Regions from separate parts of the Homo sapiens genome. Here all the other regions are linked to region 3. A link is a loop called in an ENCODE intact Hi-C map of the cell type or tissue named here. Cell type or tissue: lower leg skin. All regions are shown on one strand. Each heading gives the region's core, and the rest is flanking DNA. Links, peaks and the distances in the headings are about the cores only. Region 1 overlaps B3GALT5 (beta-1,3-galactosyltransferase 5). Region 2 has its middle 70 kb from the start of SH3BGR. Region 3 overlaps LOC107985499 (a long non-coding RNA gene).

Region 1 (9,998 bases), core at 1,248-9,247, 51 kb after region 3:
GCAGGCTGAAGGGTCAGGAGGTCTGGTCTTCCCACTGCCACTAAGTGCTGAGCTGAAGCACAAATTCTTGAAACATGGCTGGGTGTGGTGGCTCACACCTATAATCCCAGCACTCTGGGAGGCTGAGGCACGTAGATTACCTGAGGTCAGGAGCTCAAGACCAGCCTGGCCAACATGGTGAAACCCCGTCTCTACTAACAATACAAAAATTAGCTGGTTGGTGGTGCATGCCTATAATCCTAGCTACTCGGGAGGCTGAGGCACAAGAACCCAGGAGGTGGAGGTTGCAGTGATCCAAGACTGCACCACTGCACTTCAGCCTAGGTGACAGAGTGAGACTCTGTCTCAAAAACAAACAAACAAAAACAAGAGTTTGCATGACAGTGTAGATGAGACAGGACTGGCCAGGTGTCGGGCTGGAGGACAGGCGCACAGACTGCACCGTGTGATTCTGTCCACCCTGCATTGTGTGAGGTTTTCCGTTTTGGAAGAAAAGGGGTGAAGAGCATGGCTGTGGAGCATTTCTAGGTTTTCAGGTCACAGAGTCGCACCCATTTCCTACTTACTGACTCAAGTGAAACCACAGTGTTGGCTTACTTTGAAAAATATTTCTTTTTTTTCAGTCCTGGTTCACCCATTCCCTTCTAAAACCCACCTACCATACCAATACATTCAGTTCCACTCAACAAATGTTTATTGAGCATCTACTATGTGCTGGGACCATGCTAAGAATCCAAGGTGCGTCAGTGAAGGAAACAGAGAAAGACCCACGGCCCACACAAAGGTTACATTCAAGTTGCGTGAAACATAAACCATAAAATATAGATATGTTATAATAAACAGATATTACATGCTTTGTTAGAAATTGGTAAGTGCAAGGAAAACAATATAAGGTACGGGGCATGGGAGTGAGGTGAGTTGCATTTTCCTACAGGGAGGTCAGGGTAGGCCTCACTGAGAAGGTGACATTGACCAAATGTCAACAAGGCAAAGAAGCGAAGCATGAGAGCATCTGAAGAAAGGGCACTCCCAGCAGAGAGGACAGCCAGTGCCAAGGCTGACGGGGATGGGCACATAGGGCAAAGGGGCTGCTGTGGCTGGAACAGACTGCTGTTCAGGGAACAGCAAGAGGCCAGAGGGAGTGAGCAAAGGGACACGATTAGGGAATCACAGGTAGACAATGGTATGAAGGATGTGGTTTTTATCCTTAATATCCTTGGTGATGGGAAACCTCAGGAGGGTTTTGAGCAGAGAAATGAGATTTTCAAAGGATCACTCTGGATGCTGCTGGGAAGAGACCAAAGGATGCAATAATGGAAGCTGAGGGAGGGTCTGGAGGTAGCTGCACGAATGCAGGTGAGAGGCAATGCAGGCTTGAACAAGGGTGGTCGCAGTGGAGGGGCAGGAGGTGGTTGGCTCCTGGAGAGAATTTGAAGGTAGTTCCCACAGTCTTTCCTGATGCACCAGATGGGAGAGGAGTCGGAATGGCTCCAGGGCTTCCCACTTGAGCTGCAGGAAGATGGAGTGGCCATTACCTGAGACGGGAATGGCTGCAGATGGGCTGGATGTGGGGCAGTTAACCAGAAGGTCAGTGTTGGATTGTTCACTATGGGAAATCAGGTAGGCAGTGGATTGAAGAGCAAGAAAGAGTTCTAGGCTGGAGATAAATGGAAACATCATCAACATATTTAAAGCCATGAGACAAGGTGGGCCCCTCGGAGGACTGGGTATAACCAGGGAAGAAAGGGGGCCCCACGCAGAGCCCAGGATCCTCCAGCACGACACTGTCAGAGCAAAGAGAAGGAGCAAGCAGGGGAGATGGAAAAGGCGAGCAGCAAGGAGGAGGGAGACCAAGAGCACCCGGTGTCCTGGAAGCTGGTGATGAGGACTCGCCACGTCAAGCAGGAGGAGAACAAGAACTGCCCACAGGACCCAGCCACAGGGGGTGGTGGGTGCCCTGAGAAGGGCCATGTGGGTGGAGTGGGGGTGCAGAAGTCTGATGAGACGGCATTTGGGAAAGAAGGGAAGGATTAGGACGAGGCAACAGACAAGTAAAACTCTCGTGCGGGGTTCCACCAGAAACGCAACAGGATGGGGCAGCGGGACGGGGAAGGGGGTCAGGGAAGGGGTCGGGGAAGGTGGTGGCCATTTCTGGTCAGGTGGAAAATGGCAGCGTGTCTGTGTGCTAATGGGGTGATCCAGCAGAGGGGACAGCAGGTGGTAGGACGAGAGTGAGGCCACATCAGGAGCTGTGGAAGAAGAGCTGGAGTCAGTCCAATACCAGGGGTTCTGGCACCACGGGGGCCAAGTGGCTTCTGCCACAGTCACAGTAGAAGGCAGAGTACGGAGGTTTGGGGGCTGGGTGTAGGCGTGTATGGTTGGGGGAGTCTGAGGAGGCACCCCAGAGAGGCAGTGGGAGCAGCCAATGCAATGTGCTCCCACAGCTCCGTCAGCAGGTGGCTGGGGAGGCCACAGGGCAGCTTAGGGTCACCCCGTTTCCACCACTTTTCACCTATGTAACCTTGAATGAGTTGTTCACCCTCTCTCTCTCTGCCTCAGTTTCCTAATCTGTAAACCTGAGCAACTGCAGGTCTCTGCCCCCGGAAAACTCATTGAGAGCATGTAGATGAGGCAATACCTACACAGCCCCTAGCTCAGCACCTGCCCATCGGAATCCTTCCTCTCTGGGTGCCTGCGGTGAAGCCCCGGCCCGGCCAACCTGGACCTCTCCATTCCCACTCTGGAGCTAGCGCTGGGTGTTCCTGGGGAAGCACTGCTTGGCCTCCTCACTCATGCTTTCACATTGTTTCTCACTCTCACATCCAGACAAGACAGCACCAGGAAACCCACGCTGAGCTGGAACCCTCCTTCTGCAACAAACAAGCTGGGAAGGTCCTGGGCAAGTTGTTACGTCTCTCTGAGCCTCGTTTGCATCCCACATAAAAGAGGAGGCAGGATTGAATGAGCTCTAAGGTTCCTTCAAGTTCTAGATTCATGAAATAATGTTTTTTCCTCAAGAAAAAGAATTATTCATTGTATAAAGAAATACACACCTGTAATCCCAACTACCCACTGGCTGAGGCAGGAGGCTCGTTTGAGGCTCGTTGAGTTCAAGGCTGCAGCGAGATCAGGCCACTACGCTCCAGCTTGGGTGACAGGGTGAGACCCTGTCAGAAAAAAAGAAAAGAAAAGAAGAGGGAAGGGGATGGGAGGGGAGGGGAGGGGAGGGGAAACAATGGGTCTCAAAGAAAATCCTTTAAGAACACACAGAAGCAGTAGGGAGAGCCCACGCCTGTCCTCATTTGTCCCTGGAGCTGTGGGCTGTGAGCTGATGCTGTGAAGGCCAGACCCAAAGCCAGTCACACAGAGGCAGCAGCTGGACCGGCCTCGCCGACTGAGACCAGTGGCCACACAGACACACACCTGACAAGGTAGACCACGAAACACAGACGCAGGCCTACTGCCAAACAGACGACTTCTCCCTCAAAGCACAGTCATCTTCAGAATGAGAGGCGGCCCATCCTATGGAACCGAGAGGCGTGGCTCTTAAATTTGGGCTTCAAAAGACAAGCTCAGTCCCTGATTTTTTCCACCTGAGAAGGAGGCTTTTCTGAACATGACCCAGTGCGTTCAGAGCAGCCAGGATGAGGAAACACATCTACAAAGAAGCAGCTTAATCCAAACACAAGAAATGGTATGCAAAATAGGATATCAGACGTACTTTTGCAATTGAACATGGTCAAAACCATTTTGCAGCAAGTAACTTTTCCTGAGTTCAAGTAAGAGTTTAGTCCAACATTTATATGTGACACAGCCATGTGAGGCCTCTTCTCTGAGTACAAAGTAAAGTCTGGTAAAGTAAAAAATTAAAAGAAAAATCATTTCTATAATTAGGAGCAAGATTACTTTGCATGTCACGTGACCATGGCTGAATGGGCAAAACTAACGAAGTACCTTGGTTTTATACAACCCTGCAACACAGGCTCGCACAAACCTCTGGGTAGGAGGCAGCGGAGCAAACTGAAGGCTAAACAGCAAACCACAAAGTTCAGTTGTTCCTCGGCCAAATGAGACATTCAATGAAGATGAGCTTGGCTCAGGCTTGGGAAGTGGACGCAGGACCACCCTGCTTCACCAGGGCCCACTTTAGGGCTCTGAGCCCGAGGGGTCCTTGAGAGCATCCTGACTTGACTCCAACTGAATTCCCAGAAAGCTCCCAGAATCCCACATGAACCCCATCTGAGTTCAACTGTCCTTCAGTTTGAACTGAGAGCCCTAAAGTGCTCCTGGGGCAGTGGCTGGTCCCCATTGATCAAAAACAAGGGACAGTTGGGGTGATGAAATGAGAGAGCAGCAGATGGCTCAGAAGGGATGTCCTGCTCGCTAGGCAGGTCAGCAGTGTGGGCAGTCTGTACAGCAGGTCAGAATGCAGTGGTTTCTGAGCCTAATTTATACATTTATAAGAACTCTGTCCAGAGCTGGGTGTTCCTCAGCATGTGAGCTGCATCCACTGCGGGGACATTTCCTCGGATGAAACTTGGGTTGTGTTGAGTACCGAGCCGATAACATGGACTCAATCCCAGCTACATCCAGCCCTGTGAATGAAGGAGCTGGGGTGAATTTGGTCATCCCAGGCTTAGCTCCAAAAAGCACAAGGACTGGGAGCTGAGGTGGAGGGGACTCGACAGGGATGGAAGGATGCCGGCTCCGAGACCTCATCATCAGTGTCCCCTCCTAAGGGAGGCAGCACGTGGGAGTGGTTCAAGTCAGGGGCTGCCCACCAGATTCTGACAGTGCTCGATTTTCATTCCCGCTCCTATGCCTACTGGCTGTGAGCCTTGGGACAAGTTTCTGTACCTCTCGCAGCTGCTGTGTCCTTGCCTGTAAAATTAGGATGGTAACACCCATCATGTCATAGGATACTGACCCCTGAAATGCAAAAATCCAGGTGTATGTCAAACACTTAGTATGAAGAGTGTGCGTGCCCAAGAGACGGGCCTATTATTGCCTGGGGCACCAAGTGGGAACTAATCAGTGACTTCATGAACACCGACATTCTGGCGTGGATTTCAGCACTGAAGAACAGCATCCTCTGTCCCGCCCCCTCTTCCAAAATCTAGCAAAAACTATCCCCACGGGTTATCTGAAACTTGTCCGGATGTGCCTCTGGGCTCCCCTCAGACAGGCGGACAATCTTCCCCCCGGGAATTCTCTAGAGCCTGCCAGTAGTCCAAGAGAGTCCGAGGCTTGATGAAGTGGCAGGCCACGATCCTCCTGAAGAGGCATACGGAGAAGCGTAAGCCCCCTGGAAAAAAGGTCGGCTGGGAGTGGAGCTCCTCCAATCTGATGTTCAGCCTTTCGAGGCAGAGCCCCACAAACACGTCTTCCAGTTTAATGTATGGGACGCTCTTGGAGACATTGTACACCTGACTCGCCACGTCGCCAGAAAACACGTAGCCGGTGCCGGAGCAGAATGGTGGGTACCTGTCCCACGGATATTCAGATTTACTGACAAACCACTTGCTGAATGGCTGCCTGATGGGAAACTCATTGAGTTTCAAGAAGCCAGTGAAAAACCTGGTTGTTCTGTTTTTCTTCAGAAGCAGTTCAGTCAGATAGTCAACATTGATGAACATGTCTGAGTCTGTTTTCATCACAAACGCCGCCTGAGGACAAAAGCGATGGACCCATTCTATGCCCATCATGGTCTTCAGGGTCAGATTGTAATAGACGTCTAGGAAATCCTTCTGGATAATGTCCCCGTGTCGCTGGCTCTCCTGGTCCACCTCTTTCGTTTCCGCTGCACTGCTGGTGGTCCCCAGGAGGAAGAATGTCTTCAGCTGCTTTCCCTTCACCATCCTCTCTTTCCCCCACGTCTGCCGGATGGCCATGCGCTCAGCCAACTGTTTGTGGGATGAGGTCACCAGCAGGACGAGGAAGGGAGGTGTCTGCCTGCAGTCTGTATCTGGGAGCTTAAGGAAGTTCCCGTCTTTCTTGTAAACAAAGGACTGTTCTTTGAAAGGATTTAGACTGTACATGCTAAAATACAAACAAAGAGCCCCCAGAACCAGAAGGCAAATATACATCAATCTCATCTTCGGGAAAGCCATCTGAAAGGAACAAAATCCAATGATTAGACCTCAAAAGCATGAGGATGTGTCTAGTTTTATGCTAGGAGGCTGAGGTGGGAGAGGAGACCCGTGTTTTGGAAACTCTAGAACCTCGCTGCATACAGAAGTCGGGTGCTGTGTGGTTAAACAGTTAAGCACAAAGGTCTAACATCTGCCAGCATCTGTCACTTCATGGTGTAAGATAAAAAGCTCAGAGATTCTGGGCATTGGTCCAGGCTCTGCAGCCCTTAACCTACGGGAGTCTCCAATTGCCTGTCTGTAGGGATATGGCACCAGGTCCCTCACTCGGTCCTCCAGCTCTGCCCTTCTATGACTCCATGATGAAGCGCAGCAAAACAAGCTGCAGGTCTGGAAACCACGCATTGTAGATCTAAATGTATGGACCACTTGCATTCTTCTCTGATCTAATTAAGCAGCATTCCTGCTCCCAGAAAAAAGCAAGTCCAGTGTTCTGATGTGCACAAGTACCTTCAAATTCTGTCTCTGCCAGAATTATTTTTTTTTAAGTTACTTTTTACAGTCTCTGATCTGATTCTTTCCTGTTCTGCCCACCCGTCTCTGCTATCCTCGGCAAGTTCAGGATCATCCATGGTAACGTTATAACATTAAGAAAGCGTATAACTCACTTTTTGCTGGGTAAGAGGAACCTCTGGTTTGAAAGCTAAAGCCACAGTGTAAATGCCAAGAGGAAATTTGTCTCAAAGAACTGTCAGTGTAGAATGCTCCATAATTATCAGGTTCTGGGCTTGGTTTGTTTACCAAAAATGGTGATTCTGACAGGAATCACTAGGAAAAAAAAAAAAAGAGTGTCATTCAAATCACTCGTGCCTTACCAGCAGGCCTTCACAATTTACCGTGTCTGTAGCGTCACCTTCCAACCTACTTATGTGACTCTGAGCACGCATTTGAGCCCCAATCCCAGCCTCACTTTTCTCATCTGTAAAATGGGTATGATCAAGGCAAACAAAGTCCACAACAGTAACAATATGCCAATCCCCCAGAATCCTTCAAGCCTAATAAGTTAGGATAGCACCTAGCAGCTTTTTAAAGAGACATGATAAACTCATAAATTAGAGTCTCACTTCTCATCCTGATAATTTACCTTATTTACATAACAGAGTCTGTAGTTAATGCTGAGAGAATTTAACACAGAGAATAAATCCAATTCTTAACACAATAGCGGCACTTTAAAAATGTTACCCTGGGTGAGAGGACAGAGAGGACAGCAAGAAATGAAACTGAAAGAGTGAAAAGCAGAGTTGGTTTGGGCTTTTTAATTTTAATATTTCAGAGACCTGATGTCACTCTGTCTCCCAGGCTGGAGCACAGTAGCACAATCATAGCTCACTACAGCCCTGAACTCCTGGGCTCAAGCGATCCTCCTGTGACTTGGGTCACAGCTTCCCAAGTAGCTGTGACCACAGGCGCATGCCACCATACTCTTCTAACTTTGTATTTTTTGTAGAGATGGGGTTTCACTATGTTGCCCAGGCTAGTCTCAAACTCCTGGGCTCACGCAGTCCCCTGCCTTGGCCTCCCAAAACACTGGAATTACAAGGGCAAGCCACTGTGCCCAGCCAAGAGCTGGTTATTTTGATGGCCAAAAGAGCACCTGAAAATTTCATTGTCAAAATTCTGTTCTACATATATTCGCCAAAAGCAATAGGAATATAATAATGGAGCTTTCTAGAACCAGCTCGCTCTCCAGGGACTTCTTTCCTGGAGGCAAACTTAGCCAACTACCTGCTCTGCTTGGCACCCCTGGGGAGTTCCTGCCCAGCTCCTGCCCCCAGCAACTTCAGAGAAATCACAGCAGAAGGCAAGCAGGAGACCAGAACTTGTCTGAACTGGTGCTCCAGGATGCTGCAAAGTTTCTTTCTTTCTTTTCTTTCTTTCCTTCCTTCTCTCCTTCCTTCCTTTACTTTTCTTTCTCTTTCTCTCCTTCTTTCTCTCTTTCATTATTTATTTGCATGGCTAAGATATGCAGCTGATTAGGGGGGTTGGGGGACTGCTTTCTCCCCCACAATACATTTTAGAGAGAAACATAAAAACCAAGTGCAAGGGAAAGAAGATATTTTTCTACTTTGTTTCCTTGCTTGAATAATTCTGCTCCTTTTCTATGGGTTGCTTTAACAGTAAACCTTAAATTCTCATTCTCTCTGATGTGCCTCTCCTCAGGACCCTTCACAGGGCTCTAAATTCCCAGGGATGGGCGCTCACCTCATGCAGTGCATTGGCCAAACTGTTTCCCAGGAGGCAGAGCAGGTGCCAAACCCAACTGGCAGAGCAGGTGCCAAACCCAAATGACCCGGGGTCATTTGTTTTCATGGGCAGTTGAACATTTTTCCTGCCTAAAGTGGAGTTACCACCAGAAGTCACAGCTCAGAATCCTCATATATGAGACATCTGCATCTTTGGCTGAGTCTGTATTGGGCCTAAAGAGGACCTGGGGGCCAGCCTTCCACTGAAGGAGGAGGTAGGGGCACCTGCAGCACCAGCAGACAGAGCCTGGAAAGGGCAGCCTGTGTCCCCAGATCCTAGCCACCCCAGGCCAGCTGCAAAGCAGAAGCCCTCAGCACAAGCTAGCTCTGCCTTACCTGGGACAGAGCCATGAACAGGCACTATCTGTGCTACAGAAGCCCTACCTCCAAACACATCTAGACCACCAGGCTGTATGGCCTGACCAGCCAGTCAATAACGGAATGGCAGTTTCTCCAGCAGATTCTGCACTCCAGGTGTATTAGTCAGGGTTCTCTAGAGAGATCGAATCAACAGGTTATGGATAGATAGAAAGATTGATAGGTAGATTAATCAAAAGATAGATAGGCAGGTAGGTAGGTAAGTCGGTAGGTAGACAGATAGATAGATAGACAGACAGATAGATGAGAAGAAATTTCTTAGAAGAATTGGCTAGCGTGATTACGGAGGTTGGGAAATACCGTGACAGGCCATGCAAGCTGGAGACGCTGGGATGCCAGGAGTGTGGCTCAGTCCAAGACCAAGAGCCTCAGAACCAGATATGCCAATGGTGTAACTATCAGTCCAAGGCCAAAGGCCTGAGAACCCAGAAACCTGCTTGGTATAAATCCTCGGGTCCAAAGGCCAGAGAGCCTGCAGCTCTGATGTCCAAGGGCAGGAGAAGAAGAATATCCCAGCTCCAGCAGAGAAAGAGGAATTCACATTTCTTCTGCCTTCTTGTTCTATCTGGGCCCAGTCAATGGATGGTGCCTGCCCACATGGAGGGCAGCTCCTCCCCACTCAGCCCACTGACTCACAGCCAATCTCCTCTGGAAACACCTTCACAAACACACCCAGAAATAATGCTTTACCAGTTCTCTAGGTATTTATTAATCCAGCCAAGTTGACACCTAAAAGTAACCATCACACCAGGCTTTGCTCTGTAACTCATGAGCAATATAGATGCCAGGAGAGAACCTTGGAACTGAAGGAGATAAATACAGTGCAGAACGTGTAGACCTCCCTTCTCCTCTGCCTCTGCCTGCTGCAGGCTCCTCTGAGTGTATCCCATCTGCTGGCTCCCGCCCTCTGCCTAGGTCACTGCCCCCCTTCTGGCCATAGTGCCTGAAGGGCAAGGGGTATGTCTTACATCCCTCCTGAAACCCCAGAGAACTGTGCACAAGCTGGTTGCTGGGTACATTTTGAATTAAAGTGGAACAAGTAAGTAACACACAAAGCTAGAGCCGTCAGGATAGGGAAAGGCTCTCTAACGGGAAATCTGGGCATCAGCATCCTACCCGCACAGGCACGTGCAGCGTCCTGGGACTCTCCCCAGGCCAGGTGAGGAGACCTTGCCTTAAGCCTGACCTGAGGCTACAGGGCACAGAGACAAAGGAATCAGAAGTCCAC
Region 2 (9,998 bases), core at 684-8,683, 190 kb after region 3:
GGAAAGCCACCATTTTCTCTATTTCTGGGAAGCTGGACCCATGGCCACAAGGGGCTAGGATCAGCCAAGGCCGGGCCTCTCTTATTCCCTGACAAGGCTATCAGGCTCTGTGGATTCCAAATGGCACCATCAGCATTTTTCCATGAGCTGGCTCTTGGTCAGTGACAGGACTGGAGTTATAAGATTCATCACCAAACCTTGTGTCCTCAAAGAAACCCTGGGGTTGAGCTGGTTTGATATGTCATATCCTTGGGTCATCAAAGGGAATGTACTGAATGAAGCTGTCATGGGCAGTGGCAGATTGGAGGTGTGGAGGGAGCCCTGAGGTAAGAGGGTGTTTGCAGGGCCCAGTTCCAAGGGGGCCACAAGGAAGCCGACCACCAGCCCGGCCTTCTCAGTTGGAGGCTGCTGCTGACCGTGAATGCCACATATGAGTGAGCACTGTGTCTTCCAAGTAGGGGCTTGGGATGTGCTGGGGGGTGACCTGTGTGATGGTGGAGGTACCTACTGGAGGCTCCAATCCAAAGTCAGACATGCAGAGCTCATGCCTGGGGACTTATGGATCCGCTGCTGGCTGTCCTGATAGTCACCACTTTCTACTCCCTATGGGACTGGTGGTGCAAGCCGTCAGATGGGGGCTTGAGGGGTCTCCCAAACTTAGGCTGAGGAAAAGAGGCCAAGGAGCCACCCTTCTCAGGGTCACTTGTGAATTTCAAATTTGTTGCATAATTGGGAGAATACTGTGACATTTTAGGTAAATGTCTGTCATTTAATGGAATGGAAATTTCTGTGCAATTCAGGCTGTGGGTCGGAGGGCTATGGGGGTGGGAGAGGGGAGAGTTCTAGGCAATAATTGGGATTTCTCTTTGTTTTGAGAATTCGACACGTGTTCTCCTTGAATGAACAGTAACAGATCTTGAAATAATTTCTTCCCATCACCATCAGACACCCGCCACCTGAATTTCCTTGGCTGGTTGCAGACGTTCAGCCACTTGGCAGGACCCAACATTCTCAATTCTTCTTCCCAAGCTGCCTTCTTATTTATCTATTTATTTGAGACCGAGTTTCTCTCTGTTGCCCAGGCTGAGTGCAGTGGTGTGTTCTCAGCTCAAACCCCTGCCTTCTGAGTTCAAGCGATCCTCCTGCCTCAGTCTCCCAAGTAGCTGGGATTACAGGCTCCCACCACCACACCAGGCTAATTTTTGTACTTTTAGTAGAGACGGGGTTTCATCATGTTGGCCAGGCTGGTCTCGAACTCCTGACCTCAAGTGATCCACCCCTCTCAGCCTCCCAAAGTGCTGGGATTACAGAAGTGAGCCACTGCACCCGGCCCCAAGTTGTCTTATTCGTCACATCCTCTGCCCTTCCTCTGACTTCCTATGGACGCTGCCTCATGTGGACGGGCGGACTGTGGGCTTGGGTCATTCCTGCAGGTCTTCTGGGTCCCTCGGACCCAGCAGGCTGCTGACTTCCCGCGCTCCTCTTCTCCAGTTGGCTTGGTCATTAACAGTCTGGGGTTGGTTGATTATGAAGCCCTGCCTCAGAGGTTCTAGAAGCAGAAGTGCTCTGGGGATCCCCGTGGCCTCTCAGTGTGGCGCGGCAGCTTTCAGAGTCACTCCCACGCCCTTTCCCAGCAGGTGTCTTATGATGTGCAAAGGCCGCAGGGCCATCCTCATGCCTATTCAGCAGGCCACAGACCACTCGCATCCTTGTCTTTGCTGGCTGGCATCCCTCAGGGTTATCCCTGCGTGGTGCTGGGAGGTCTCTCAACAGTTTGTACCCATGAGTGATCAGGAGGTCTTCGGCACTGTACATGGTGCCCAGCCTCATTGAAGCTCCACCACTGGAATGCTGGTGGAGGCAGGACCCAGCTCCCCTGGGCTGTTGGTGTTAGCAAGTGCAGGGACTTCAGCATCCTTCAAGGCAGCAGGCTGGGGGAGCTTTTAAAAAGACTCTAGTTCCTGGGGCCTAACCAGAATCTGACTGAAGAGCCACAAACTGACTGAAGAGCCCTTGGGCCTTAAGTGAACGTTGGCAGGAGCCTGGCAGTACTCCTCGTGGGCCTGTGGCAATAGTGGCCATGTGACTGAGGCTCCTCTGCCTGTTGAAACGGGAGAGACTGTGTCTAATGATTTGAGTGCCAGCTTGGCTGCAGTACAATAGAATACTAGGTAGACTTCTAATGCAATTGGCATACTGAAGAATTCATCAGAGTTTTGTTCTATTTTTTTGAGACAGAGTGTTGCTCTGTCTCCCAGGCTAGAGTGCAGTGCAGTGATCTTGGCTCACTGCAAGCTCCACCTCTCAGGTTCATGCCATTTTCCTGCCTCAGCCTCCTGAGTAGCTGGGACTACAGGTGCCTGCCACCATGCCCAGCTAATTTTTTATATTTTTAGTAGAGATGGGGTTTCACTGTGTTAGCCAGGATGGTCTCGATCTCCTGATCTCGTGATCCGCCCACCTCGGCCTCCCAGAGTACTGGGATTACAGGCGTGAGCCACCATGCCCAGCCTCATCAGAGTTTTTTAATAGCAGAATTGATCAAGCAGAATAAGGAATCAGTGAGCTTGAAGACAGGCTATTTGCAAATACACAGTCAGGTTTTTTTCCAAGATGGCAGATCGGAGGCAGTGTTAGTGTGTCTCTCATATTTGGAAGGAAAGAATACTGTGTAGAGATTCACAATGAATTTTTTTTTTCCAAGAATCAAAGCAGGAACTTAACAAGAAAACCAAAAGAATCCACAGACCTTTGAAAGAAGTGGCAGGCTGCAGCCTACCCTATGAGACAAGTAAGAAACTGTTTAAGTCCCCGGAGTGTGAGAGGGGGAGAGTCTGCCTCCAGAGCACACACACCCACCATGGAATCTGAAAATCCAGGCCATGGGAGAAGGTCTTAACTCTACCCAGAGCTGGAACAGACTCAGGGAGTGACATGAAAGATAAAAGTGGAAGCAGCAGCAGGAAGTGCCTTGCAGGCATTCCCAGTCTCCAGCATGAACTGGGGGAAGCCATTCCTGATTATATCCCACAGGGGTCCTCAGAGAAGTCAGCCAACGAACTCAGGGAGGGGTCACAACTTAAAAGAAGCTTTCAACTGAATTAAGAAGTTTTCAACTGAATTTTATAATATAATCTCAGGTGGGGACAAATTCCCTTGAGCAGAATCTAGGGAGGGGTGAATGGCAAGTGCTCTACAGACACTACCCTCAGGAGCTGGGTACCCAGCCTTGTGGGCAGATGGGGAACAGTGTGACCTGAAAGCCAAGATTGCTATCTGTGCAGGGAAGCTGATGGCCTGGCGCAGCTCTGTGCACAGACTGCCTGGATCTAACCCAGCACTGTTAGCAGAGTACTGCAGGAGTGAGATCAGCCTTGCCAAATGCATGGGAGCTGCATGAGACTTACTGCTACCCACTTTTCCCCACTCCCTTTGCAAACTGTCCTGTGCAGCAGAGGCAGTTATGCTCCTCTCCAGAACATTACCCAAGCAGCATGAAAAAAATTTCCCCAACCCTTGCGGGAGCTGTCACTAACCCTGCTCAAGGAGAGTCAGAGTGCAGACCTGCCTAACCCTGCCCCAACCTGGTTGTGCCCCTCCACCCACTCTAGTAGCTTTACACAAAGGACATAAATTTTGGGGAGTTTTATAGCCTCACCCATTGCCTGAGAAACCAGAATACTTTCCCAGGGCAACTTAGGGCAAGCTCAAATCCCACTGTTACTACCACAGCTAGTGCTCTTTGGCAATCACCACCTCCTGGATGGAGGCCAACCAACACAGTCCATTGTAGCACTTCTGAGTAGAATAACACTGTGCCCAGGAAGGAGAAAACAGTCATGTGACCTCAGCTATCACCTCTGCATACAGCACCCTGGCTAACCAGAGGTCTTGAGTCTATCCACATGACAAGTTCACTACAATTATAACCAGCATTCAAGAAAGCCAACACACTAAGCCTATCTACAACCAAGGAATCTCACAGAATCCACATTGCTCCCCTGCCACCTCCATCAGAGCTGGTGCTGGTATCTACAGATGGGAGACTTGAAGACAGGTCACATTACTGGATCCCTTGTAGACATTTCCTAACACCAGCCTGGAATCTGGTAGCCCCACTGGGTGGCTAGACCCAGGAGAGCAATAACAATCCCTATAGTATGGTTCTCAGGAATTCCCATTTTTAGGGAAGAGGAGGAATACAACATCAAAGGGAAGAATACCCAGATGAAAGAATCTAAACAGCAGGTCTTGAGTCCCAGATCTATCCACTAATGGGAAGTTTCAGAGATACAATTGCATTGCTAGGGACAGTAGGGAAAGTCTGCCCCAGTAGGCAGGCAGCCTGTCTGTACATGAAGGGTCTTGGAAAAGGGGTTCTTGTTCTTCTCTGGTACACCATTGCAGACACAGCTGGTGCTTCTCTCATGGGTATGCAGCATGGATGCACCTATGGTCAGCCTTCTGGTACAATTCAGGGTGATAGCATCCCCACAGGAGGAGCACTCCTCAGATTTAGGCTTGCGTGGGAGGCAGAGTCACAACCCCTCTCTACTTGGAACATCAACATTCCTACAGATGAAAAGAAGTGCTTGTCTGATCTGAATAGCCAGAACACTGGGACAGGAGTGAAGCTGGGAGGTAAGTAGTTTTCCTGCTGGCCTGGCAGGGGAGCTGAGGTAGCTCCCACCCTTTACCCTGATAAAACCTTAGACATCTAATTGAGAGCTCCCTCAGACACCTTCATCAAGGCTGGAACCTGCGCCCACCACTGGGTATTACAGCTACCTACCTGTTTTAGCTACAACTGGTGTCTACCCAGGGTTACCTCCTCTACTGGCCTGAAGCCTAAATCATCAACTCAGTAAATAAAATGCTGGGGAAAAATCAAATACATTTAAAAACTGTTCACAATGGGAGAATGAGATAAGCTTCAAGAGATCCTTGCTATTCCAACCATGTAGGAGACAGTGAACTTGCCCATACACCAAGTACATAAATACTACAGCCAACATCTGGGAAAGCCAGCACACAAAGACTCTCTATAACTAAGGAACTCATACGGAGTCTTCCCCCCTAAAATCACCAAGAATCAAATTAGGCTATAATAAACTATAAACATTGAAGTCAGACCCTTAAGAGAAAAAAAAAAAGAAATTAAAGAAAAAAATACAGTCAAATACATTCAAGAACAATTTGAAAAAATAGTCTACCCAAATGAGAAAGAACCAGAGAATTAATTCTGGTAATATGACAGAATAGGGTTCAATAACACCCCAAAAGATCACACTAGCTCCCTAGCAATGAATTCAAACCAATCTAAAATCCTTGAAATAGCAGACACAGAATTCAGAAGATTGATTATTAAGCTACTCAAGGAGATACCAGAGAAAGGTGAAAAACAAAATAAAGGAATTTTTTAAAATTCAGGATATGAATGAAAAATTTTCCAGAAAGATGGGTATCATAAAGAAAAACCAATTAGAACTCCTGGAAATTAAAGACACACTTAGGGAAATACAAAATGCAGTGAAAAGTTTTAAGAATAGACTAGAACAAGTAGAAGAAAGAATTTCAGAGCCTGAAGACAAGGCTTTTGAATTAACCCAATCAGAATCAAAATAAATGAACAAAATCTCCAAGAAATATGGGATTATGTAAAATGGCCATACCTAGTATAACTGGTGAAGGAACTCAAACAAATCATCAAGAAAAGAACAAATAACCCATCAAAAAGTGGGAAAGGACATGAATAGACATTTCTCAAAAGAAGACAAACAGCCAACAAACATACAAAAAAAATGCTCAACATCACGAATGCAGGGAAATGCAAGTTAAAACCACAATGAGATGCTACATTACTGCTGCAAGAATGGCCATAATGAAAAAGTCAAAAAACAATAGATGTTGGTATAGATATGGTGAACACTTTTACACCACCAGTAGGAATGTAAAATAGTGCAATCACTATGGAAAACTGAATGGAGATTCTTAAAAGAATCTCCAGACTACATACATAGAACTACCATTTGACCCAGCAATCCCACTACTGGGTATCTACCCAAAGGAAAAGAACTTATTGTATGAAATGGACACATGCGCATGCATGTTTATAGCAGCACAATTCACAATTGCAAAGATATAGAACTAACCTAAGTGCCCATCAACCAACAAGTGGATAAAGAAAATGTGGTATATATACAACCACGGAACACTACTCATCCATAAAAAGGAATGAAATAATGTCATTTGCAGCAAACTTAGATGGAGCTGGAGGCCATTATTCTAAGTGAAGTAACTCGGGAATCAAAAACCAAATATCATGTGTTCTCACTTATAAGGGAGCACTAAGCTGTGAGGACACAAAGGCATAACAATGATATAATGAAATTTAAGGGATTGAGGGGATGTTTGGGAGGGGGTTGAGGGATAAAAGCCTACATATTAGGTACACTGCTTGGGTGACAGGTGCACTAGAATCTCACAAATCACCACTAAAGAACGTATCTATGTAAACAAAAACTACCTGTACCCCAAAAATTATTGAAACAAAAAGTGCATCAAAAATAAGAAAATACACAGAGAAGAAAAAAGAATAAAGAACAATGAAGCAATCCTACAGGATCTAGAAAGTAGCCTAAAGGGGTAAACCTAATAGTTATTAGCCTTAAAGAGGAGGTAGAGAAAAAGGTAGGGACAGAAAGTTTATTCAAAGGGAAGGTAACAGAGTTTCCCATACCTAGAGAAAGGTATCAATATCCAAGTACAAGGCAGTTATAGAACACTAAGCAGATTTAACCCAAAGAAGACTACCTCGAGGCATTTATAGTCAAATTCCCAAAGGTCAAGGATAAAGAAAAGATCTTAAAAGCAGCAAGATAAAAGAAACAAATAACGTACAATGGACCTCCAACAGACTTTTCAGTAGAAACCTTACAAGCCAGGAGAAAGTGACATGGCATATTTGAAGTGCTGAAGGGAAAATACTTACCCCAGAATAGTACATGCAGTGGAAATATCCTTCAAACATGAAGGAGAAATAAAAACTTTCCCAAAAAAACAAAATGCATGCTTGTACCAAAATATCTCATATAACCCATAAATATATACACCTATGTACCCACAAAATTTTTAATTTAAAATTAAAAATAATTTTTTAAAAAGCAGGGACTACAGAGAAACCTGACCTGCTACAAAACGAACTAAAATTCATGTCATGGGATTAAGACGCACTCATTAAACCATCCTCAACTAGAAGGAGTTGTTCTCTCAGCTAAAAATACCATGTGGGGCTGGTTGCAACTCTGGCACATCACTGCGTGGCAGTTGATAGCTCAGAACCAAATGAGTTATTGGTGTGTGTGTGTCCTTCCGCATCAGTGGGCAAGATATATCCAAGGACAACCAGGCTGGAAAAGGCAGGTGGCAGTTTTAGTATTTTCTCTCTGCAACCTGAAACTTCGGATCTGAGGCCACTGACCAATTTCTAGAACCCTGTGGGTGGACAGTGACCCAGTTCCCTCTGTAACTGGCGCTGGTGGTGGCGGCCACAGCTAGCGGCCCAAAGAACTGGAAGATGAAGGTAATGGAATAGACCTCTGATGGTGCAACTAAGAAAACAAAATAGGTGGATAGTAAGTGAGAAGGGCAAGGCACCTTGCACCAGGGCCCGAACGGCATCGAGTCTGAAGACAGAATGCGAGGACCAAAGCCAGGCGGAGGAGGCGCTCTGGGGCCAAGGCGCACACTGCCCACGGCCAGCCAGGCACCGTAGAGGAACCGTACTGTGGTCCAGGACCGAGAGGAAAGGGCTTGTTGGGAAGGCTGTTCGTGGCTTTGGAGTGGGACACAGGTATATCTCAGCTTCGGTTCAGCCATTGCCGAAGTACTGAATTGAAACCCGGTGCCTCAGTTTCCTCCTTGCCAGATAAAGATGGTATCCACCTCATCGGGTTACTGTGGCAACACACGAAGCCTTTAATACAGAGCCCGGCTCATAGCAGGCACTCCGTTAGTGTTAGTGAATAAAAATAATAGGAAAGCCCACACCCTGATTGTAAGCCTAGACTGTGAGCTTGATTCATGGGAGTCTGCCTCGGAGGTTTCTCTCACCTCCCCTGACAAGATCCGGGTGCTAAATCTACAGAATGCCGGACTGGAACCAGGAGCCCCCCAGGTTAAGCCCCCACTCCACGCCCCCTCTATGCTACTCACACCTGTCCACCTGAGCCCCTCCCCAACTGGAATCTTCCACACCTGAGTACATTTCCGCATCATTGAACAATCTCCTGACTTCTGATTTGGAAAACAGCCAGATGCACTGATACATTTTAAAGATTTCCCAACTCAGTTTTACTACTTCCAAGAAAGTCCTTCCAAAACAAAGTAGTGAAAAAGCCAAGTAACCTAGACAACTGTGAAAGGAATGCCTTTGTTAGGATCGTGAATATATTTCCAAATATTTGGACATATGTTCTATTCGAACTAAAAGTCTTGCGAAAGAAAAGGATAATCAACCCCTTCAATAATCAGAGTTCTGTTTTTACTTATTTGATAAGATAGAACCCCATTAGAGGCTAAAAGACCCCGTATCTTTATCAAAATTGTCAACATGCAATCAGTTGTTGACTGAATTTAGGCTCCTTTTGTATAATGCAAGGATGTGCATTCAAACAATAAATGCACATTTGGCCCAAAATAAAGTTATCTTGGATAAAAGCTTTATAAATGATACACTAATTAATTCACAAATTAATTATAAGTAGAGTTTTTGTCTATTTTCCTCCATCTGGTTGACAAATACCTCTTCCCACCTTCTAATGTCAACTAGCAGTACCCTGACTCGGGTTCACAGCCAGGGGACCTCGGGGGCAGCGACACCATAGCAAGAAGCTTGTCTTTTATCGCCACCTAATGGCCATTCTCTGTTATTACAATGTACCAGGCCCTTCACACCTACTTGCCGTGCTTGCACAGGTGTTAACAGTTAAATGAGGTGCGGTTTTTTTGTTTTGTTTTGTTTTGTTTTTGAGAAAGGGTCTTGCTCTGTCACTCGGGCTGGAGAGCAGTAGCGTGATCAATGGGCTGGGCTAGAGTGCTGGCTCAAGCAATCCTCCCACTTTGGCCTCCCGAGTAGCTGGAACTACAAGCACACGCAACCATGCCTGGCTGATTTTTGTATTTTTTGTAGGGATGGGGTCTTGCTATGTTGCCCAGGTTGGTCTTGAACTCCTGGGCTCAGGCAATCCACCCACCTCGGCCTTCCAAAGTGCTGGGATTACAGGCATAAGTCACCACACCTGGCCCGGGTAAATGAGTTTTGAAAGAAAACATTTGTAGGCTGGGCATGGTGGCTCACGCCTGTAATCCCAGTATTTTGGGAGGCTGCAGTGGGCAGATTGCCTGAGGTCAGAGTTCGAGACCAGCCTGTCCAACACGGTGAAACCCCATCTCTATTAAAAATACAAAAATTAGCCAAACATGGTAGTGCAGGCCTATAGTCCCAGATACTCCGGCAGCTGAGGCAGGAGAATCACTTGAACCTGGGAGACAGAGCTTGCAGTGAGAGTGCCACTGCGCTCCACCCTGGCGACAGAGCGAGACACTGTCTCCAAAAAAAAAAAAAGAAAAAAAATCTGTAAATATTTCCAAAGAATCTTTGCAGGCAATACAGTTCATTCTCTTCCTATACCTTTCACATTTCATTGAGAAAACTAAGAACTCAAAGACAACCACAAAGGAAGATTTCAGTCCAAAGAAACGAGAGGGAGCCCAGGAGAGGAGAGTGGGGAAAGGAGAGTGTATTGTTCAGTGGCTGGAAAAAAAATACACTCAAATTTTTGTGTAGTTGCTTTTCTAATTAAAAAAAAAAAAAAGGAAAGAAAAGAAACAGTTCCTTTGCGTGTTCAGGCCTCCTTTATACTATTAAACCAAGCTCTTTGAACTTCGATTCACTTCAGATCATCATGCAATTATTCCATTTCTCTGGTCTCTTTTGG
Region 3 (9,998 bases), core at 856-8,855:
CATCTGATCTTTGACAAAGTTGACAAAAGCAAGCAATGCGGAAAAGACTCCCTACTCAATAAGTGGTGCTGGGACAACTGGCTAGCCATATGCAGAAGATTGAAGCTGGACCCCTTCCTTACACCATATACACAAATCAGCTCAAGATGGATTGAAGACTTAAATGTAAAACCCAAAACTATAAGAACCTTGGAAGACAACCTAGGCAATACCATCTTGGACCTAGGAACAGGCAGATTTCATGACAAAGACACCAAAAGCAATCACAACAAATGCAAAAATTGACAAATGGTATCTAATTAAACTTAAGACCTTCTGCACAGCAAAAGAAACTATCAACAGAGTAAACATACAGCCTGCAAAATGGGAAAAACTATTTGCAAACTATGCATCTGACAAAGGTCTAATATCCAGCATCTGTAAGGAACTTAAATTTACAAGAGAAAAACAATCCTATTAAAAAGTGGGCATAAGACATAAACAGACACTTCTCAACAGAAGACATACATGCGTCCAAGAAGCATATGAAAAAAAGCTCAATATCACTGATCATGAGAGAAATACAAATCAAAACCACAGTGAGATACCATCTCACACAAGTCAGAATGGCTATTACTAAAAAGTCAAAAAAATAACAGATAATGGCTAGGTTGCAGAGAAAAGGGAATTCTTATACACTGTTAGTGGGAGTGTAAATTAGTTCAACCATTGTGAAAAGCAGTGTGGTGATTCCTCAAAAAGCTAAAAGCAGAACTAGCATTTGACCAAGCAATCCCATTAATGGGTAAATACCCAGAGGAATATAAATAATTCTGCCATAAAGACGCATGCACATAAATGTTCATTGCAGCACTGTTCACCATAGCAAAGACATAGAATCAACCTAAATGCCCATCAGTGACAGACTGGATAAAGAAAATGTGGTACATATACACCATAGAATATTATGCAACCATAAAGAAGAACAAGATCATGTGTTTCGCTGGAACACAGATGGAGCTGGAGGCTATCATCCTTAGCAAACTAATGCAGGAACAGAAAACCAAATACTGCATTTTCTCACTTACAAGCGGGAGCTAAATGATAAGAACTTACGAACACAAAGAAGGAAACAGCAGACAGTGGGGTCTGCTTGAGCGGAGAGGGTGGGAGGAGAGAGAGGAGCAGAAAAGATAACTATTGGGTACTGGGCTTAATATCTGGGTGATGTAAAAATAGGTACAACAAGCCCCCATGACACGTGTTTATCTACGTAAAAAACCTTCACATGTACCCCCAAACCTAAAATAAATTTTTTTAAAAAAAGAAAAAAAAATTCTCGTTTTTAGAGTGGCTAGTAACAAAATGAAAATAAAATAAATCACACAAACAAATGAGTCTAAGCTGTGGTAAGGGGTGGGGACTTATGGTTGGACCCCACCTGTGCGGTGTTTGTATTAGGGGAGGGACGAGTCATGAGGGAGGGCACTTTCAGGCTGGATGATGCCTCCTCCGCAGTGGTGCAACTAAGCACTGAGACAGGTACTCACTGCGGGCTCTAGTGCACGACCCTCCTGACACCCTCTTGGGAAATGAGTGCATGGGAGCCCCCACAGTTTCCAGGTTCCTACAATTATCAGTGTGGATTGAAATGGTTTCCTTCATTGTAACCGCCAGGTGGCACTGCAGGGTGATATACTGAATGAGAAAGACTTCCTATAAAATTTTACTTTAATAACATCCCCGGGTTGGTTCCCTCCCCAGCCACCCCCCCACACACACCCACATTTCATTTGATTCAGTGAGGTTGGGTAACTCAGTAATCCGGTGAATTCTCACCCTAAAGTTGGAAGAAGACTGTAAATTATGCTAATTATAAAGCCCGTGAATGATCATCTTCCAGCCATATTTTCTTCTTGCATAAAATGAAATTGTATTTATACTTCCATAATCCAAGCTAAAATTAGCCATAACACTCTGTGTACTATACAAGAGCAAGGATCTATTTTCTTATTTGTTTACAACGTATCCTCAGAATCTAGGACACTACCTGTCATGGATAAGCACTCAATGGAAAATAAATGGATGAAGGAATGAAGGAGTGCTAGAGATGATTATTAAGAAAATAAATACGTGGACCTCCATAACTTGGACTAAAACTAAGTTGGAATGCTATGGCTCAGATGAAAACAAAAGCATGTATTTACATTTAGAAAGAGGCCTTTATAGCATAAGAAATTATTAACTGGGCTGGTCATGGTGGCTCATACCCACAATCCCATCACTTTGGGAGCTTGAGGCAGGAGGATTACTTGAGCCCAGGAGTCCAAGACCAGCCTGAGCAACATGGTGAAACCCCATCTCTACTAAAAATACAAAAAATTAGCTGGGCATGGTGGCATGCACCTGTAGTCCCAGCTACTTGCAAGGCTGAGGCAGGAGGATCACCTGAGCCAGGGAGGTGGAGTTTGCAGTTAGCTGAGATGACGCCACTGCATTCCAGCCTGGGTGACAGAGTGAGACTTCATATCAAAAGAAAGAAAAGAAAAGAAAGAAAGGAAGAGAAGGGAAGGGAGATGAGAAAGAAAGAAAAGAAAGAAAGAACGAAAGAAAGAAAAGGAAAGGAAAGGGAGAAAAAAGGAAGGAAGGAAGGAAGGAAGAGTCCTGGCCCAGGCCCATCAGGCCCGTAGACTCACCCAGTGGGTGCTTCCCCATCCACCATGTGTAATTGGGGTGGGCACACTTGACAGTTGGTAGAACCCACAAGTTATGGGCTGAATTGAGTCTTCCCCCAAACAAAATTATATATCGGAGTCCTGATGTTCAGTACCTCAGAATGTGAACTTATTTGAAAAAAGGGTCATTGCAGATGTAATGAGTTAAGATAAGGTCACTAGGGTGAGCCCTAACCCATGTGCCTGGTGTCCTTATAAAACAGAAATTTACACACAGACACACACACACAAGAAGGATACCACGTGAAGAAGAAGGCACAGACCCCAGTGATGCTTCTATAAGCCAAAGCTCACCAGCAGCTGCAGCAACCAGCAGAAGCTGTGGGAGAGCCTGGAGTAGATCTCCTCTTGTGACCTCAGAGGAGCCAGCCCTCAGGCTTCTGGCCTCCAGGACTGAGACAATACATTTCTTATGTTTAAGCCACCCAGTGTGTGATACTTATTATGTCAGCCCTAGTAAACAAATACACCATGTATAGATTCCTTGTTCTGCAGAGTAAGAGCTATCACAGTGGGGTAAGCCAAGCAAAAACTTATGTTTGCCTTCAGGCCAAGACAGTAAATCAAAAACAATATTGTATCCCAAGGGAAACAGTAGATGCAAGGGAAGCAAGGCCAATGGATTCCATCATATCCCTTTTTCATTCACTAATCAGGCTGCTTCCAAGCCACAGACATCTTAGAAGGTGAAAGTGAAGTACTGCAAACTCACCTAAGTGTAGTCCCAAGCACAGCTGCTGAGCCCATGTAGAACTTTTTCTAGAGCCAGTGACCATAGACAAGGCACACAGCCAAGCAACCGATGAATGCGGTTTCTCCTCTTTATCAGCAGAGAGGAGTAGGAGCAGCTCGCGCTCACGTGGGATGGATAGCAGTACTCATTCACAGCTCTTCCCAGGGCGATGTTAATTCTCCAGCTCTCTGTCAGGATACAGGCTGAAAAGACCGGGACCTTGTGGACATTCCACAGTGCATCATGTTGGTCCACTATGTGGACACATTAAGGCTGAATGAACAAAATGCAACAAGTATGTTGCCAGGAGGTGGGAAGAAAGATAAGAGAGAAACCCTATGAAGATCAGGAACCCCATAGATCAGTATGTTTGTAAGGATCCAGTGGTCTGGGGCTTGCTGGGACATTCCCTCTAAAGTAAAACATAAAATTATTGCACCTTACACCTCCCACCTTTAAGAAGGAAGCACAAGGCCCAGCAGACTTCTCTGGATTCTGGAGGCAGCATTTCCCACCCTTGGGAACATTGCTGAAACACACTTATCCTGCGACATGAAAGATGCCAGTTTTGCATGAGACCCAGAGAAGGAAGAGCAGGGCAGCAGGTCCAGGCTGAGGTGCAAGTGTCCCTGCTGTTGGGCCCATACAGCCCGGCAGGCCCTAGTGGGAAAAGACACCAGGTGGCAGTTAAGACAAGTCTCAACAGGAGAATCACAGCACAGACCCTTAGGTCTAGAGCAAGCTCACATCATTAGCAGCAGAAAAATATGCACTATTTGAAAAAAGCTTTGTCCTGCTACCTAACCATGGCAACAAGGACCATGCAGCCAGCCCACCATGACCTGGGTTCAGGTCAGGACCCCCTAACTCATAAGGTCAGACAAGCAATCTGCAAATAATTCTCATGATGGAGCACCAGTAGGGCCAGAAGGCACTTGTAAGTTGCAGTGGCAGGTGTCCGAGACACTCTCCCACACCCAGCCCTGCCTGTCATCCACCACTTCTAACCAGTGCTTTCCCTTCAGTTAACTCCTGTGACCACACGGTGGCAGGGAAAGGGGCTTGTCCCTTTTTACCTGCTGAGCAGGGAGGGAAATGCTTGGTTCACAGATGGCAGATGGGTAAACTTGCTACATGGTACTAGCTGAAAATGGACTATTCCTGCACTACAGCCCCTGATAATTCAGGGTGCCCCTGAAAGACGTAATGAGGGACTTCTTCCCAATGTCATCTACTTGGAGCGGAAACAAAAGTGGCCCGAGGTTAAAACACATATAGATTCACTGGCAGTGGTGAATGGCTTGGCTGGTTGTTGAGTGACTTACAAGAAGAAAAATTCAAAGTTTGGGACAAGGAGGCCTGTGAATGGTCCTGTCAGGATGAGCATTAAACATAAAGATGGTCATGTTCTATGTTAGTTTCCCCAAGACAGCATTCACCGTGGAAGAGACATCAAACAACAAGGAGGGAGAATGACTCAGCCAGCCGAGGTTCAGCCCTCCTCACTCACTGCTCACTCCAGTAGTGGCCCAATGAACCCATGAACGAAGCAGCTGTGGTGACAGGGAAGGAGGCTATGCATGGACCCAACAGCATGGTCTCCAACTCACCAAGGCTGATCTAGCTACTAAATACCCAACCTGCAAGCCACAGAGAACAACCCTGAGCCCCCAGTATGGCACAATCACTCAGAGACCAACCAGCCAGTCTGGAAGGGAATGATTCTGCTTGACAGGAATTAACTCATATCCTGGTGGGAGTTTGGCTTTCCTTTCCACAGAACTTCAGGCACCATCACTATCCGAGGGTTTACAAAACGTCTGGTCCACCCACGTGAATCCTGCACGACTTGCCTTTGGACCCAGGGACCCGCTTCACAGCAAAAGAAGTTTGACAGCGTGCAAGTGAGCATGGGTTCACCAGTCCTATCACATCCCGCACTGCCCTGGAGCTTCTGTCCTGATAGCTCAAAGAAGCTACCCTTTGAGGATACAGCTTGGAGATAATCTCCTGCAAGGATGGGGCACTACACTCCAAGATGCAATATTCTCTTGAAATCAATAACAAAGGCATGGTATTGTGTCCCCAGAAGGTCTACCATGAGTATGGGATTCAGTGGCTGGAAGGAGTGCTGCCCTACTTATGATTGCTCCCAGTGGCTCACTTAGAGAACTGTGCTTCCCATCGTTGCAGCTCCCCAGAGGGGGACTTTTCCCACTAAGGGACACAGCGAGAGTCTCATTACACATTAAGCTGGGACTGCCTCCCTGACACTTCAGGCTTCTTTTGCCATACAACCAGCAGCAAGAAAAGGTGTCACCATCTGAAAGGATTAATTGGCCCTAATCATTAAAAAAGAGGCTTCTGGTGGGGTGCAGTGGCTCACGCCTGTAATCTCAGCACTTTGGGAGACTGAGGTGGGCAGATCACAAGGTCGAGAGATCGAGACCATCTTGGCCAACATGGTGAAACTCTGCCTCTACTAAAAATACAAAAATCAGCTGGGCATGGTGGGGCGCACCTAAAGTCCCAGCTACTCGGGAGACTGAGACAGGAGAATCGCTTGAATCCGGGAGGTGGAAGTTCCAGTGAGCCGAGAGATCGCACCACTGCACTCCAGCCTGGCGACAGAGTGAGACCCGTCTCAAAAAAAAAAAAAAAAGAGCCTGCCGTTGCACATGGAAGGAAGGAAGAACACCTTCAGCACCCACATGATCCACGGAGGTGTTTATTAGTCCTTGCTGACTGAATATTGATAACAAATGGAGGGCACCTCAGTCGTGAACCAAGGAAGGTATGGTGAGCAGAGGAAGGAGACCCCGAGGGATGAGAGTCTGGGCAGCCCCCACCCTGGACCATCAAAGTCTAAGTCTAGCAGTGCTAGCTGGGGGTGAGGAGAATCAAGACTGGGTAGTAGATGCGGGAGGTCATGAGTATCTGTCATTGTCCCAAGATCACTTCAGCACAGAGACATCAGTTTGTCTCAATAACCTTTCCATTGTAGGTTTATCCAGGAAGAGACCAACCAAGTCCCAGACGAGCTCTGCCCACATCAAGCGAGCTTCTGGAACGTGGCGGAATGCTGCAGGTGGACTGCAGTGGTTCTGTGGTATGTTGGCCAACTCCTGCCCTCAGTTCAGGGTGCGCATTCCTCAGACGCCAGGGGTAGCCTGCATCCAGTGACTGCATCCAGTGATGCTAGGATACAAAGACCCAGTCCCAAAACTTTAATTCAAGGCATCTCTGAAATGCCACCCAAGCTTCAAAGCTCTCCGTGAGATCAGCTGAGGCCTCAGTTGCATCCCTATTGCACTTTAATTTCTCCTGCGGCATCCTGCTCCCTCCCTCCCACACAGGGGCTGTTCCTCAGAGCCATTCCCAGTCACCACCTGCATGCACATCTCCATCTCAGAGTCTGTTTCCTGGGAATCCTGACCCAGGGCAATGTCTGAAGCCCAGACTCTGGAGACATGGGGCTATGAAGGAGCATGAGGGTGAAAGTTCAGGCTCAGACCTGAGATACATTCTCTCTACCATAGGACCCAATGCATAAAGCTGATAGCTGGATGTCTAACTGACTCTACTTTGCAGTTTTCAGCCATTCAGAAGGGAAATGCACCTTAAAAATCCCAGCACTCCCGATTCCCTCATTTACTAGTTGTGCAATCTTAACGAAGCTACTTGACTTTTCTGAGCTTCTCATCTAAAACAATGAAATAACAATCATTAACCACCCATTCAGTTGTAATTATTAAACGGTCTAATCAGTGTCAGTTACTTAGCACAGTGCCTGGCATATTGCTAAAGTCCCTGAAGTGTCAATCCATTATCCTCGGGTGGGCAACAGATGGAACATCCCTTATTTTTACATGCTGAGTATGTCTGAATTTAATTTCTATCTCAAGCTCTCCTCACGTCTTCTTAGAAGAATGTTCAACATTGATAACTGAAGGTCAACTCCGTTCTCTGGGTCAATTCAGCCAACCAGGGGTTAATTGCCTCCTACCTCATGCTCAGGGTGGCATCCGGTTGCCATCGGCCTTAGATAGCATCTAGGTGTGAGAGGGATCGTCTGTGGCTCAGGTGTCATCACGAGCCAGTCTCCACTGGGACACATGATGCCTGTCTGGGTCTTGGCCAGCGTCACCTTGAGGCGTCTGCCTTCTCTCTGGTTTCTGATGGTTTTGTCAGAGGAGTTTGAAGCAGAGCACCTCCATCTTGAATAGAAGCTGGGTAAAATAAGGATGAGACCTACTGGGCTGCATTCCCCGGAGGTTAAGCCATTCTTAGTCACAGGATGACATAGGAGGTCAGCAGAAGATATAGGTCATAACAACCTTGCTGATAAAAGAGGTTGCAGTAAAGAAGCTGGCCAAACCCACCAAAACCAAGATGGCAACGGAAGAGACCTCTGGTCGTCCTCACTGCTACACTCCCATCAGCACCATGACAGTTTACAAATGTCATGGCAACGTCAAAAAGTTATCCTATATGGTCTAAAATGGGGAGGCATGAATAATGCACCCCTTGTTTGGCATATCATCAAGAAATAACCATAAACATGGGCAACCAGCAGCCCCTTTCACTTTACTGCATGGACTCGCCCTGAATTCCTTCTTGCACGAGATCCAAGAACCTTCTCTTGGGATCTGGATTGGGACTCCTTTCCAGTAACATCTTGGACTGTTGCTTCCCCAGAGTGGATTCCCTGGTAAAGAAACGAGGTTTTCAAGCTGATGAGCTCTGCCAGAGTAAACGTGATAAACATAGTAAACTGTGAGATTTGAACCACACTTTTAGGCTTCCTAGTTTTAGATTTTTCATTTGGTCAAGTGACTTCCTCCTCACAGGTTGTGTAGATGGAAGAGACAAGGAAGGAAGTCAGCCACCCTGTGGAGTAGCCAGGACTCACCATGTGTAAGCCATGACCCCATGCTGAGCTTCTGGCCCAAGGCAAGTGCTCCCAATATTTAGGGCCTGGCAACGCTCATTGCATTGTTTTGTATTAATAGATAAGCTTAGAAAAGTCAAGTTGTTTCCTTTACATTACTCAACTAGTAAATGGGGAAACTGGGTGCATTGGAATTGCTTAGATGCATTTCCCTTCTGAATTTTTAAAGACTGAAAACCAAAGAGTAGGGTCAGCTACTAGGTTTTGTTGATGTGGTTTATTTCAATTGACATTATTTCATTATGAATATTTCAAGACATATTGCTTTCCTAAGACCCTACACCTCCATCTGGCCACAGACACCAGATGGGAAGTGGACCTTTTCTACGTTAGAATGCAGGAGTGAATACACCTCAATTCTAAATGTGCACTTATGATGACACTGGGCTATGATGACACTGGTGTCTTAAAGTGATGCAAATTTCAGCATTAGCTACGAACCCCACCTGCCACCCAGCATCCTCTGTTGGCACTGCAGGTGGATGTGTGGTAGGGGCTTAGATATATCTCTTGGTGTCATAGAAGCGTGGCCAGCCAGCAATTAATTTAGTGTCCACCAGAGTTTTCCCTGGTCTTGCCATCTAGCTTGCCCATGTATTCTGAACCTGGGAACTGTGCAAATCATGCTTTATTTTTTTCACAGGGCACTTTAGTTCTTGGCTTCAACTGCTTTCTAGTTATGTTGATAAATTTCTCTTAAGACATGGACATCAATTTGTGATTTTTAAGGTAAACTTCTGCTCCTATTTTATGTCTCTCCAGGTCATTTGCATTATCAGTAAAGCAGTGAGTTTTAAGGGTTGATGTTACTCAACTAGCTGGTATTGAGCTTAGAACTTAAACCCACAGTGCAGACTTGTGAACACGTGTGAAGCACATTATGTTTAAATGGAGATGTTTCACTTCTTTTCCCTGAGCTGCCTTTCTTCCCCTTCTTTTCTTTAAACTTCTTGACAGAGTCATCTGCATTTCTACTTCTGTTACTTTATCTATTTATTTTTAAAATTATTATTATTAATTACACTTATAATACATTGAAAATACAGTCTCACGGTATAAAATTCAGACACTTTACATAAAACTGAAGTCGTTTTTGCTCACCACTCACAATATAATAGCTAACATTTGTGGAGTTTTTAGTCTATGCAAGCCTCCTAGAAGCACTTTCTGATTATTTTTTTTTTTACTTTGCTCAATGGTTTTATAACACATAGGTAATGTTATTTTATCCTTATGTTAGAGATGAGGAATTTAAGGCCCAAATAAATGAAATAACTTGCACGAAGTCACACAGTAGAAGGCAAAGCTTGGATTTGAGCCCCAGGAAGTTTATGACAAAGACTGTCCTTTTCAAAAAAAAAAAATTTCAACTTTTATTTTAGGTGCAGGGGGTACATGTGCAGGTTTGTTATATGGGTATATTGTGTGATGCTGACATTTGGGGCACAAATCCTATCACCCAGGTAGTGAGCATAGCAGCTGATTGCTTTTGAGCCCTTGCTCCCCTCCATCCCCCCTAAATAGTCCTGAAACTGCCTTTGCAAAAATTATATCAGGAGAGCAATTATAACAGTGAGCTGAGCTAACCCACCACCCATCT

What was found. Hi-C counts contacts between places; a loop is a spot of excess contacts. Peaks named below come from ENCODE experiments on the same cell type or tissue, not always from the same donor. Only the 100,000 strongest peaks of a DNase experiment are listed, where the experiment ranks them.
Region 1: a loop joins it to region 3, with 4 times the contacts of the local background. A loop is called at or near these places in 2 of 110 quality-filtered maps.
Region 2: it touches region 3 in a loop (5-fold over the local background); 101 of 110 quality-filtered maps call a loop at or near these places.

The regions. Positions count from the first base shown.
Region 1 is chr21:39,656,672-39,666,669 of GRCh38, reverse strand. It overlaps B3GALT5 (beta-1,3-galactosyltransferase 5), which reads right to left. Exons shown (of 4, transcript NM_001356336.2): 3 at 6,758-6,917; 4 at 1-6,110. The coding sequence starts at 6,110. The coding sequence ends at 5,178. Among named protein-coding and RNA genes, the nearest start is that of B3GALT5, 49 kb to the right of the region's middle. RefSeq lists a cis regulatory region at 9,492-9,516 and a promoter at 8,996-9,517. In lower leg skin, for the core only: no CTCF peak of the experiment used is centred there; DNase peaks (open chromatin) are centred at 2,359, 2,769, 3,389, 5,869 and 1 weaker place.
Region 2 is chr21:39,517,400-39,527,397 of GRCh38, reverse strand. It overlaps the pseudogene JCADP1. Among named protein-coding and RNA genes, the nearest start is that of SH3BGR, 70 kb to the right of the region's middle. In lower leg skin, for the core only: no CTCF peak of the experiment used is centred there; no DNase peak of the experiment used is centred there.
Region 3 is chr21:39,707,648-39,717,645 of GRCh38, reverse strand. LOC107985499 (a long non-coding RNA gene) reads left to right here. Exons shown (of 3, transcript XR_001755056.2): 3 at 6,452-6,533. It also overlaps a transcript of IGSF5 not described here. Among named protein-coding and RNA genes, the nearest start is that of IGSF5, 33 kb to the left of the region's middle. RefSeq lists an enhancer at 9,759-9,998. In lower leg skin, for the core only: no CTCF peak of the experiment used is centred there; DNase peaks (open chromatin) are centred at 5,151 and 7,575.